3 separate regions of the Mus musculus genome follow, and regions 2 and 3 are each linked to region 1. Evidence: chromatin loops called from intact Hi-C (ENCODE). Cell type or tissue: left cerebral cortex. All regions are shown on one strand.

Region 1 (4,000 bases):
TATATATATATACACACACACACACACACACACACATTGATATATATATATATCATGCTGAATCCATTTAGTGTTTCTCATGTGTATATGTGTTTAGAGCTGACCACTTCAGACAGGATAACCTATCTGGGTCTCATCCTTGGGAAAGACTGATTTGACTTCTCTCAGCAGCCATTTCTTCCTAATGCTGAAACCTTTAAATACAGTTCCTCAGTCTTTCTGTTCCTTCTTCTGGATGTTCCCTGAACCTTTGGTCAAAATTTGGGGGTGTCCAACCCCAGTGGTACTTATCTCTTTTTATAAGAAAATAAACATAATTTTGTTTTATGAAATTCTTTTTGAGACAGAGTTTTCCCTGTGTAGGTAGCCCTGGCTGTCCTGGAACTAGCTCTATAAGCTAGGCTGGCATCTAACTCAGAGATTCACCTGCCTCTGCCTCTTAAGTGCTGGAATAAAAGGCGTGAGCCACCACTTCCTGGCTTTATGCAATTATCTTTGTTCTATGTTTTACAATAAAACATTTAAAAGGGGAAATGAATAAATATCATATATACTTAAAAATATAGTGGGGAAAATCTTTGTGAGAGGGAGACGAGTGCTCCTTCATAAGCCAAGAGTTTTGTCTAAGGTCAATTTTTCCAGTAGACTGAAGCAAATGTTCTGTGTGTCTGTTTCTCCCTCCGTCTGTCTGCCTGTCTTGTTCTCTGTCCTGCCTCTAGTCACTTTCTGAATCCCATGAATGACAGACTGTGAGGACACCAATCCACCATTTCTTTTTTCCCCTTTAAAGCTGTTAATGAAGAAAACCCTCTGTTCTCTAAAAAAGATACCCAAGCAGCAAACTTGTTAATATTTTATGACTAATTCAATTGACTTAGAAGGAAAAATTCTAAATCTGTCCTGTGTATTAGAATAGGTTACTTTATGTAATAACAGCCCCTTAAACCTTGACAGATTCTCCTAAACCCATTTAAAGAACGTTGTCCTAGGGTCACAAAATGTTCCAGTACCTGTGCGGGGTGCTGCCCAGAAGTCTATCTTTACATTTTACTTCTCAGTTTTTCCTATTATTTTTCTTTTTTCTGCAATAAAAGAAATAAACCATTACCAGGGAAAAAGAACCAAGGGCAGGTAAAGGTGGGAAATAAATAGCACACAGCTGTGGCAGCTCCATAGTGAGCACTATCAAGGGCCCTGATATTCTCATGAAGTATGGAGAACATAGTGATCAAATTACCAGTCATCCACTTGGTTTTATAACGTCTTACTTTGTTATTGGGTTGATTTAAAACAAATGCCTACAACTCCACCTGGGAAAAGTAAATTGGATCATCCCCAGCTTTCTCCTCTCTGATTGCTATAATTTACAAACAAGTACATCCAGGATTTAGATAAAATATCAACCATTTTTGAGGGTGATAGTCTATTAATGAGAACTATAAAGGATTTTCTACACTTTAGAGGCCATAGTGGCTTTAATTGAGCTTACAGCCAGTTTCTTTTTACCTCTGCCACTGCATTGATTCCTATTGCAAACTCAGTTCTGGTTTCCGAACGAAGCTGAAAGGGCATGGCCTGTGATTCTTGTAGAAGTCCTGGTATATAGGTACAACTACAGATGGTTGGAAAGGTACAGTGGCCTTACTCCAGAGAATGGCCTGCCTGCTACTGTCCGGATACTTGCATATAAAATGATTAGAATAATTGTTAAAAATTGCTTTCCTTGGTAATTTAAAAAGACCATTAACCCCATCCTTAAAATGCAAGCGGATGGGGGCATCAATGGGAACAAAAAGCCTCTCGATTTCAAATTAATTCGTGATTTTAAGTTGCAATTACTATCTTGATTCATTCTATAAATCCCCGTGTAAGCGCTACTGACCTCCCACCCCGCTTGTTGCTCATTTTTTGCCTCCCATTTGTTCAATAGGAATTTTCGTTTTATGTGAAGATTTTAGAATTTTAAGTCAGGTGTATCTAAGGCTTAATCATTGGAACGTGGTCAAATCATTCTGTCAGATTGTGTGAACCAAAATAAATAGAAAATCTCGTGTTTTTTTCTTTTTCTTTTCTTTTTAAATTGTACTTGGAGACTCAGCCTCTGACTGAGAACTAACGGGGACAAACCTACGGATGGCAGCGAGGGGTCAATTCACCACAGGCGTTGGGTCAGGGGTGGAGGAGTCGGAAGTGATTGGGATTTGGGGGAGGAGATTCGCTCACACATTGGAGCTGAGCCTTGAGCGGCCATATCTGCCGCCGCCGCAGCTGTGAGTGCAGCATCTGCGCTTAGCTGCCTCCGCGCCGCTAAGGTTCGCGTCGCTCGCCCGTGGCCCGTGGCTGTTCCTGCCTTACTACCACCGGTAGAACCCTCTCCTCCTGACCTGCCTACCTCGCTCCTTCTCCGCCGCACCCCGGCTGCTCACACCATGGATCTCGGCAGCAGCAGCGACTCGGCTCCCGACTGCTGGGATCAGGTGGACATGGAAGCCCCGGGTTCGGCTCCGAGCGGGGATGGAATCGCCCCCGCAGCCATGGCAGCGGCTGAGGCCGCGGAAGCCGAGGCCCAGCGCAAGCATCTCAGCTTGGCCTTCAGCAGTCAGCTCAACATCCACGCCAAACCTTTCGTGCCTAGCGTAAGCGCAGCGGAGTTCGTGCCGTCCTTCCTGCCTGGATCGGCCCAGCCGCCCGCCCCCACAGCCTCCAGCTGCGACGAAACCTGCATCGGTGGCGCCGGGGAGCCTGAAGGTAAACGGATGGAATGGGGAGCACCTGTAGAACCTTCCAAAGATGGCCCTTTAGTGTCGTGGGAGGGTTCCAGTTCAGTTGTTACCATGGAACTTTCAGAACCTGTTGTAGAAAATGGAGAGGTGGAGATGGCCCTAGAAGAATCTTGGGAGCTTAAAGAAGTGAGTGAAGCAAAGCCTGAGGCTTCTTTGGGAGATGCAGGGCCCCCAGAAGAAAGTGTCAAGGAAGTGATGGAGGAGAAAGAGGAAGTAAGGAAATCAAAATCTGTGTCCATACCATCAGGTGCACCTAAGAAAGAACACGTAAATGTGGTCTTCATTGGGCATGTGGATGCTGGCAAGTCAACCATTGGAGGACAAATAATGTTTTTGACAGGAATGGTTGACAGAAGGACACTTGAGAAATACGAACGAGAAGCTAAGGAGAAGAATAGAGAGACCTGGTACTTGTCCTGGGCCTTAGATACAAACCAGGAAGAACGAGACAAGGGTAAAACAGTGGAAGTGGGCCGTGCGTATTTTGAAACGGAAAAGAAGCATTTCACAATCCTAGATGCCCCTGGCCACAAGAGTTTTGTCCCAAATATGATTGGCGGTGCCTCTCAAGCCGATTTAGCTGTGCTGGTGATCTCTGCCAGGAAAGGGGAATTTGAGACTGGATTTGAAAAAGGTGGACAGACAAGAGAACATGCAATGCTGGCCAAAACAGCAGGGGTAAAATACTTAATAGTGCTTATTAATAAGATGGATGACCCCACAGTAGATTGGAGCAGTGAGCGATATGAAGAATGTAAAGAAAAACTGGTGCCCTTTTTGAAAAAAGTTGGTTTCAGTCCAAAAAAGGACATTCACTTTATGCCCTGCTCAGGACTGACTGGAGCAAATATTAAAGAGCAATCTGATTTCTGTCCTTGGTACACCGGATTACCATTTATTCCGTATTTGGATAGTTTGCCAAACTTCAACAGATCAATTGATGGGCCAATTAGGTTGCCAATTGTGGATAAGTACAAGGATATGGGCACTGTGGTCCTGGGTAAGCTGGAATCAGGATCCATTTTTAAAGGCCAGCAGCTTGTGATGATGCCAAACAAGCACAGTGTGGAAGTTCTAGGAATCGTTTCTGATGATGCCGAGACTGATTTTGTAGCTCCAGGTGAAAACCTCAAAATCAGACTGAAAGGGATTGAAGAGGAAGAGATTCTTCCAGGCTTCATACTTTGTGAACCCAGTAATCTTTGCCATTCCGGACG
Region 2 (4,000 bases), 91 kb before region 1:
ACTCCTTCAACCTCTATTGGAATAACAAGCTGTCCTCTCCCCAATATTTGTTCCATGGGAATAAGGCTTGTGTTCTAGGAGGCCTGGCATGTGTGGGGACCCTTTAGGTTCGTTCTGTGCTCCTCTTAGTAGGCAGTCTCCAGGAGCGAGACCGCAGGCTTTCTTGGTGACTGCTGGAGCGGCCAGAGCATTCAGGTGTGTCTGCCTTGTTCTTGCAGAATGAAGCTGGCCTTGGCTTTAGAATTCCGGGAGGAGTGTCTGCCCTATCTGTCCCTCGCTGTGTGAGTCCCCTGAGATATAGTCACTACACTTTAGTGGACTTCTCTGAGCCTGGTTTACTCACTACTATCCAAAACAGGAATCCCGCAAAGAGGGTCGTGCCCAAGGACACACAGCCAGCTGTGCTTCCAGGACAGCTGGGGAAACAAACGCAGAAAGATGGCATACAGATGCGAAATGACTCAATCCAAACCCATCCGTTTCCCAAGTCCCGGGCAGACCTTAGCGCGTTTCCCATTTATTGTGGCGTCAGCTCCTGTGAGGAGCCTGCATAGGAAAGAAGGCTAATGCTAGGAAGGACTGCAGCATTTTGTCCCCAAGGGCCAACATCAATTCTGCCAGGCTGGATGACTTCCCTCATCTGTTGCATAGCAACCTCCCCTGTCAGCTGCCTGTTTTTCCTCAGCACTTCCTCTGTAAAGTGTCTGCAGTGGGACGTGATCAGACTCAGGAAAGGAGGTCTGAGGTGCCATTTTATATTTTCTCTGCTTCCACGTCTGTATCTTCAGTCATGATCCAGCCTGTACCTTATGGACTTGCACCCTGCTGTCCCCTCCCTTCTCCAGGTGGATATCTCTTGATATTCTCAAAATTATTATTTCAAAATTTATTCATATATATATGAATATATATGTATGTATATATTCATATATATATGAATATATATGTATGTATATCCTCACCACTGTTTCCTTTAGTTTTGTTCTTTTTGTCACATGAGATTGGGAGTTTCTTTAGGGATATGGATATGGAAGTTTGCCCAATTTACTCGTTGTTGTACCTTCAGCACGAAGAACAATGCCTACCTAATACGTTTTATATTCTCAATAAAGATTGTTTGATAAATGAATGAATCACACAATCTACCCCATTGCTAAAGCTAGAAGCCTGAGAGGAAATTTTTTTTTTTGCCCGATAAATTCACGTATTATTTTTTTGTCATATACAGAGACATAATTCATTATGGCAACAGTTTATATTCATCATTGGGGATTGAAATATCTAAATGCTATCAAAGTTAAGTAATCAGTTTTGAATCCTCACCACCCTGAGCCAGTGGCTAAGGCTTTTCTGCTACCTTTCATATAGCATTTTTAAGCTCAGGCACAGAGCTTCTTACGTCAATAAGATAATAATGCACGTGGAAATATTTTAAATGGCACTCTTTTGCCTAATACTCCACATTCTTCTTTCAGGTCTCTCAGATGTGCATTGTTAGCATGATGTTTAAATCCCTGCTTGATCAAAGAGTCGTGTTTTTATCATTGGACAAGAACCAGGAGCATACGCATTTTTGCATGTTTTTATCTTATCAGAAAAATCTTTCTCTGCGTCATTCTTTTAAATGTTTAACGTTCTTTTTTGTGTCTGTTCATGTTGTAACAGGGATCCTGGTGTTAGCTGAGTTCATTTTGGGGGAAAAGGCAAAGGACTGAGTGAGCAGAAAAGACAAAAGGACTGGAATGCGGGGGGGGGGGGTGGGGGTGGGGGTGGGAAGCTTTCCAGAAGCTAAAAGGCTCTCAGGCTCTTTCCTTGGAGCTGGGAGGGGACACTGGGAGGTGAGAGTCTGAGGGGTGGGACATGAGTCTAGATGGGGTGGGACATGAGTCTAGATAGGCTGCTTTGTTGTTGTTTTAAATTAAAACCCCTGAGTCCTTCTATTTTTCTTAGTTCTTATCCAGATGTTTGTCCCTGAGCAGGCCTGTCTTTCTAACTTCCCCTCAAAGTGTATGTGGGTTTGTTTCTCTGTGTGTATGCTACATATGTGCTGGCTTTTGGATGCCAGAAGAGAGTTGTAGTCCCTGGAACTGGAGTTACAGAGGTGGTTGTGTGCCACCTGGTGTGGGTGCTGGGAACTGAACTGACTAAAACGGTTTGGCCATCTCTAGCCCCTAATTTTTATTTTTACATTTTTTTGTGTGTAAACAGATATCCATTTCTTTGAGTTAAATGTACAACAGTGCAATTTCTGGGCTTATAGTAAGTGTGTGTTAGCTTTACAAGAAGTTACAGATCTTTTCTAGAGTGGCTCAACCATTTTACATCCCATTAACCACATATAAGTGGTTCAATTTCTACAAATCTTGGGTGACATTTGTAGTCAGAATTTTTAGCAATAGTGTGTAGGAATAGCTCACCGTGCTTTTAATGTGCATTTACTTGGTGGTTAACTGAATATATTTATGTATGATAATTTCACACCCGTATCTCCTTTTTAGTAAAATGTCTCTGTATACGTTTGATCCATCTTCTATTTGGGTTGTCTTACTGCTTTTGCTAGCGATGTTGGACCTTGGTAAGATCACTGCCGCACAAGCAGGAGGATCTGAGTTCAAATTCCTAACACACATGGAAGAAGCTCATTAGAGCTTTGCACACCCACTGTGGGGGTGGAGACAGGAGGATTGCCGGATTTTTCTGTCTGGTAGTGAAAGACTGCCTGAGAATAAAACAGAAGCACTTGCCATCCTCCTTTGGCTTCTGTGAGTGCATGGGTGTGTACCTCCACACACCCATGCATGTATGTACCACATACATTTGCCATACTTACACTCACACACACATGGATGTATACAGATTAACAAAGAGAATAAGTCAATTAGTTTAAACCTTGAATATTGACTTTTTCTAGTTTATTCATGAGTCTGTTGTCAGATATGTGGTTTGCAAGTTTTCCCAGTTTATGGCTTATCTTACTCTTACTTAAAACATTTATTTTTATATGTATGTATGTATGTATGCATGAAGGTGCCCATGGATGTTGGAAGAGGATGTTGGCTCCCTTGAAGCTGTAGTCACAGATGGTTCACATGGGTGCTGCACACTAACCCCGATTGCTCTGGAAGAGCAGCAAGCACTCGTAACTGTTGAGTCATCTCTCCCACCCCCTCTTTCTATGTTTCCTCTTTTTCTTTTTCAGTAGCCTTTTAAAAGTTTATTTATGTTATGTGCATTTGCTGTTTTGCCTACATGTATGTCTGTGTGAGGGTGTCGAATCCCCTGGAACTGGAGTTACAGACAGTTGTGAGCTGCCCTGTGGGGGCTGGGAGTTGAACCCAGGTCATCTGGAAGAGTAGCCAGTGCTCTTATCCTCTGAACCACCTCTCCAGGCCCTCTTTATTCTCCCCTCCTCTCCTCTCCTTCCCTCTCTCTCTTGTTGTTTGATACATGGCTTTTTTTGTGTAACAGAACTCTGGTTGTCCTGGACTCTCTTTGTAGATCAGGCTGGCCTTGAACCTCCAGAGATTCTCCTACCTCTGTCTCCCAAGTGCTGGGATTATAAATTCATGTGCCACTATGCCTGGCTCTTTCTCTTCTCTTCTCTTCTCTTCTCTTCTCTTCTCTTCTCTTCTCTTCTCTTCTCTTCTCTTCTCTTTTTTAAATTTTAATTTACTCTTTTTTTTTCACACTCCAGATTTTTATCCCCCTCCCGGTCCACCCTCTGACTATTCCACATCTCATACCTCCCCACCCCCTCTATGAAGATGTCCCCACCCCAGCCCCCACCTTACCAGAGCTCTCCACTCTCTGGGGCCTCCAGTCTCTTGAGGGTTAGGTGCATCTCCTTTTTATTTCCTTTTCCCTTTTTCTTTTTATTATTTAAATTATATCTATGTACAGAAAACTTAGTGTACATTTAACCCAATGTAGTGGCAAGTTCTTTAGCCTTTTCTTTTCCAGCTCAGCAATGCAAGCCACAGACTTAGGACCCAGGATGTTG
Region 3 (4,000 bases), 200 kb before region 1:
AGTGTAGCATGATTTTTTTGTACTAGGTATAGTACTCAAGTCTGTGCGCGCACATGTATGTGTGTGTGTGTGTGTGCGTGTGCGTGTGCGTGTGTACGCATGTGTGTGTGTGCGCACGTGTGCTCATGCTCATGTATGCTGTCTTTCTAAGTAGCCCAGGCTGGTTGAAAGGATGTTAGGTCAGATGCACAGATGCTGTTTAAGTGGACTAAGATAATTTTGGCTATGGATTTATAACATTTCACCTCTCCATAATCATAAAGTTCAAGCCATTCAGCCTTTCAAAAGTGATTCCCCGCCCCACATCAGGAACTTTCCAGGGAGTTTAAGGCCAGCTGAGCCACACAGCTGAGGATAATTTTGAATTCATAATCCTCCTGCCACCAGCTCTGAAGTGCCAGGAGTACAGGTGTGTATGTTTAGCTTAAATATGTAAGGTCTCATGTAAGATACTGTGATTTTGAAAATGAGTACTTTGTGACTGGGGATATAGGTTCAAGGTGTTACATGTGCATCATATGTGAGAGTCCTTGCAATCTCTCACACCAGGGAATGTAATGAGAGAAAGACATTTTAAAGGACCAGTCTGGCAGTGAGAACCTTCCATTATCTTCAACCACAGTTTCAAAACTTGGGAAATGAGCACAGTTGCTTGCCCTATTCTATTCCTTCCTAAGGGAACTCTAACCCTGCTTCAGCTCTGATGTTCTCTGGCCTCATCCCTCCTTGGTGTGCATTGATTGACTAACCTTTAAAATATCACACAAAGACAGCATTCAGGAGCACCGTTGTCAGGTCACAATATAAGGCCTGCTCCTCACTCCTCTCCGGTGTCTTCTTTCATCCCAAAGCTTTGGTTTTCAGAAGTACACATTCAATCCTTAGCCAGATAGTGGTGTAATGGGTACGATTACCTCCAAGCCTCGGAATCCTAATTTTAACAGGAGAGTCCATCTTCCTTAAACATGTGTACAAAGGGTCCTGCAACAAAGCAGCATACAGGTAGGAATTACATATAGGAAAAATATTATGTGTAGACACACCGATGAAACATAAACACATGCAAAGATGTATTTAAAAACTTACTAACATGAAATAGAACTAGAATGTTTATGGAACTTAGTTTTCAATGAAGCACCTCCATGCTTGCTTCCATGCGTTCCAGGTTGTGTTATACCCAGCAAAAATACATTAGAATTTTAAAGGGTTTCTCTACAAATCATTGGTTAAGTAAAAAAGGGTGGTGCTGGAGCTTGTTAGGGCTACAGAATGGAGTTTAGAGGTTATTTTGGGGTGATTGGTATGCCTAAGGAATGCTAAGTTTACTCATTTTCATGATTTCTGTTTTCCATCGTCCTTTGCTCTCTGGGGCACTGAACACAGAGAACAGCATAGAGATTGTGTAGGCCAGGGGATTGTAAGCTCTTGTTTTTCTAAGCAAAACTTCGTCAGGGGCAGAAGTTCTGACCTGCTCAGATACATGCTGGCGACTGGACACTACTGGACAGCACAAGAAAGCTGTCTTCTGTGCTGCCCAGGGCCTCCTCACAGGTGTGGAGACTTTGGGATGGATAAAGCAGAGGGCTCCTGAAACGTGCCATCAGCTCATCTAAGTATGCTAGGAGGTAGGTTGTTAGGATCCTGGAGTGAGGGCTAATGCTCGCAACCTCATTTTGAATCATTGTGTAGGCTCAAAGCCTGCCAATCCAATGATTTACTACCTTATGTATTTCCTATGTGCTTTGGACTTCCTGCTGCTGTTGCTATGGCTCCGAGGGTGGGACTAAAGGCTGTCTTGCCGGACAGGTTCTGGGGCTGATGTACTTAGTGCATATAATTCTGTATAATGTGACACCCCCTAACCCTCTTTTTTATCCCACCTGACTTCCAGGGCCTGCCTTTTTAGGTTGGTGAAGAGCCAGAAAAAAAAACTAGATCAATTTTTGTTCACTGGTTGAATTTAGGCTTTCTGACCAGTAGATGGTAGTGCTGCTCCTTTCTCTCGCCTGCTGCTCAGTTTCTCCTCTGCCCTTTGTACTTGGAAAAAAATGTGACGCAGCTTTGTCACCCCCTTCTTTCTTCTTTTTGTCGGTGTTTTTCATTTTTCTTTTTCTTTCTTCTTCCTCAAATGCTATAGATTCCATGGGATTTTCAATGGGGTAATATTATCAGGGTTCTTTTACTAAAACACAGTATGTGGTTTCTGGGTAACTCCAACTAATATTTTCTCATTATTGAATGTTCTCTTACTTTAGTTGTCTTGGCATGTAAATATATGCTTTAGTATTGAGGCCATATTTTATTTGATTTATAGATGTCAGTTAACATCACTGTGAAACATTGGAATCCAGATAATGTGTCCAGCCAGCATAGCCATAGACTCTTATAAATTTCCTAACAAGTCTTTCATTTAATGGCACGATTTATTTTTTCTTGAGGTGTATACTTAATTAATATTGAGTATATTTACTGTGTGATATTTTGTTCGTTCATCCATTCATTGTGTAATATTCAGTGAGATGTTTACTACCACCACAAAAACATAACTCTCCTCTCAAAGGGAAGAGAGTTTAGTTTGGAGACGACTGATGCTGGCTCTGGAACACAGATGTAGGTTACCCAAAACACCAAGTTTAAATGTGGTAACAGTTTCATAATTTTTATGGTAGCAAAACCACAATTGAGGACCCTTTTCAAGTACACTTAGATGGTCAGATGTGAGAATTCTTGGAAAGAAGTTGAGTCTGCAAAGGCTTATTGACTGTTTAAAACCTTGTAGGGCGTGGTGGTGCCTGCCTTAATCCCAGCAGCAGGCAGATCTCTGTGAGTTTGAGGACAGCCTGGTCTACAGAGTGAGTTCTAGGACAGCCAGGGCTACACAGAGAAACCCTGTCTCAAACAAACAAAAAGCCAAACAGCTTGCTTCAATTATGTGGAGCGACTGGACTGTTGCAGTTTGAGGGCCTAATTACAGTTTGTCTTGGGTGACCTTTAGCCTATTAAATTGCTTTTTCTCTTCCCTCTCTCTGTCAGACTTAACATCCTGACTAACAAATAAAACATTTAGGAAATACATTAACAAAATTCAAGTTTTCCACCAACCAAAGGACTAAAAGCATCAGGTGGCATCCAGGGCCTACAGCAGGGTTCTCACCTGCCCGCCTGATGTGCCCACTGACGTATTTCGAAGTGTCTTGATTTATGGCCTTCTTTTTTTCTGTCACTATAAAACATTTGTGAAATTTTTGCCTCATTGAAACATGGTATTTTGGGGAGCTCTAAATCTGTGTTCCTGGGCCATGATAATTCATATTTGACTCCAGAATAAATCCCATCTTTTATTACTTTGAGGTAAGACTGTTACTTTCATTGACAGTGGTTATAATGAAGGCCTGGGGGAGCTCTGCTCCAGGCCTCAGACTCTCTTCCTAGCCTTGGGATTTACCAAGTAATCACAAGACTGCTGAGGCCCTGCTAGGGAATATTCAGGAGTTATGATGGCCCAAGATAATTTGGCTTTGGTCCTGCAGCATTCCAACCGACTAAAGCCTTATAGAATGTTTAAAGTAGATGTGGCGTTTTCTCTGAGAACTTTAGTTCATGCCATTTATTATTCCATTAGGGTAAAAAGGTTGAAATACTTTGAAAACAAAAGTTCATAAAGTCGGGTGTGGTGGCGCACGCCTTTAATCCCAGCACTCGGGAGGCAGAGGCAGGCGGATTTCTGAGTTCGAGGCCAGCCTGGTCTACAAAGTGAGTTCCAGGACAGCCAGGGCTACACAGAGAAACCCTGTCTCAAAAAAGTGTATGTTAAATACAATGAATTTCACATTGCATAGTGATTTCAACTTTATTTTTAAATGAGATTGTTAACATGAGATATTTTTCTGTTCTTTTTTAAATTTATGGTTACATTATGTATCTCTGGCTGGCCTGAAACTCATTATGTAGACCAGGCTGGCCTTGAATTCCTGAGTACTACACCACCATGGCCTGCTTA

The links. A loop is a pair of places that touch in the nucleus more often than their neighbours do. Peaks named below come from ENCODE experiments on the same cell type or tissue, not always from the same donor. Only the 100,000 strongest peaks of a DNase experiment are listed, where the experiment ranks them.
Region 2: it touches region 1 in a loop (2.7-fold over the local background); 5 of 42 quality-filtered maps call a loop at or near these places.
Region 3: it touches region 1 in a loop (3-fold over the local background); 7 of 42 quality-filtered maps call a loop at or near these places.

Annotation. Positions count from the first base shown.
Region 1 is chrX:94,633,828-94,637,827 of GRCm38, forward strand. It overlaps Gspt2 (G1 to S phase transition 2), which reads left to right and starts at 2,242. Exons shown (of 1, transcript NM_008179.2): 1 at 2,242-4,000. The coding sequence starts at 2,430. In left cerebral cortex, no CTCF peak of the experiment used is centred here; DNase peaks (open chromatin) are centred at 2,366 and 2,962; H3K4me3 peaks cover 2,200 bases; H3K27ac peaks cover 860 bases.
Region 2 is chrX:94,543,016-94,547,015 of GRCm38, forward strand. It overlaps the pseudogene Gm9005. Among named protein-coding and RNA genes, the nearest start is that of Maged1, 3.0 kb to the left of the region's middle. In left cerebral cortex, a CTCF peak has its summit at 2,126 (motif pointing left); DNase peaks (open chromatin) are centred at 183, 817, 2,101, 2,713 and 1 more place; H3K27ac peaks cover 182 bases.
Region 3 is chrX:94,430,175-94,434,174 of GRCm38, forward strand. No RefSeq gene overlaps it. Among named protein-coding and RNA genes, the nearest start is that of Gm14827, 11 kb to the right of the region's middle. In left cerebral cortex, a CTCF peak has its summit at 1,992 (motif pointing right); DNase peaks (open chromatin) are centred at 1,792 and 1,960.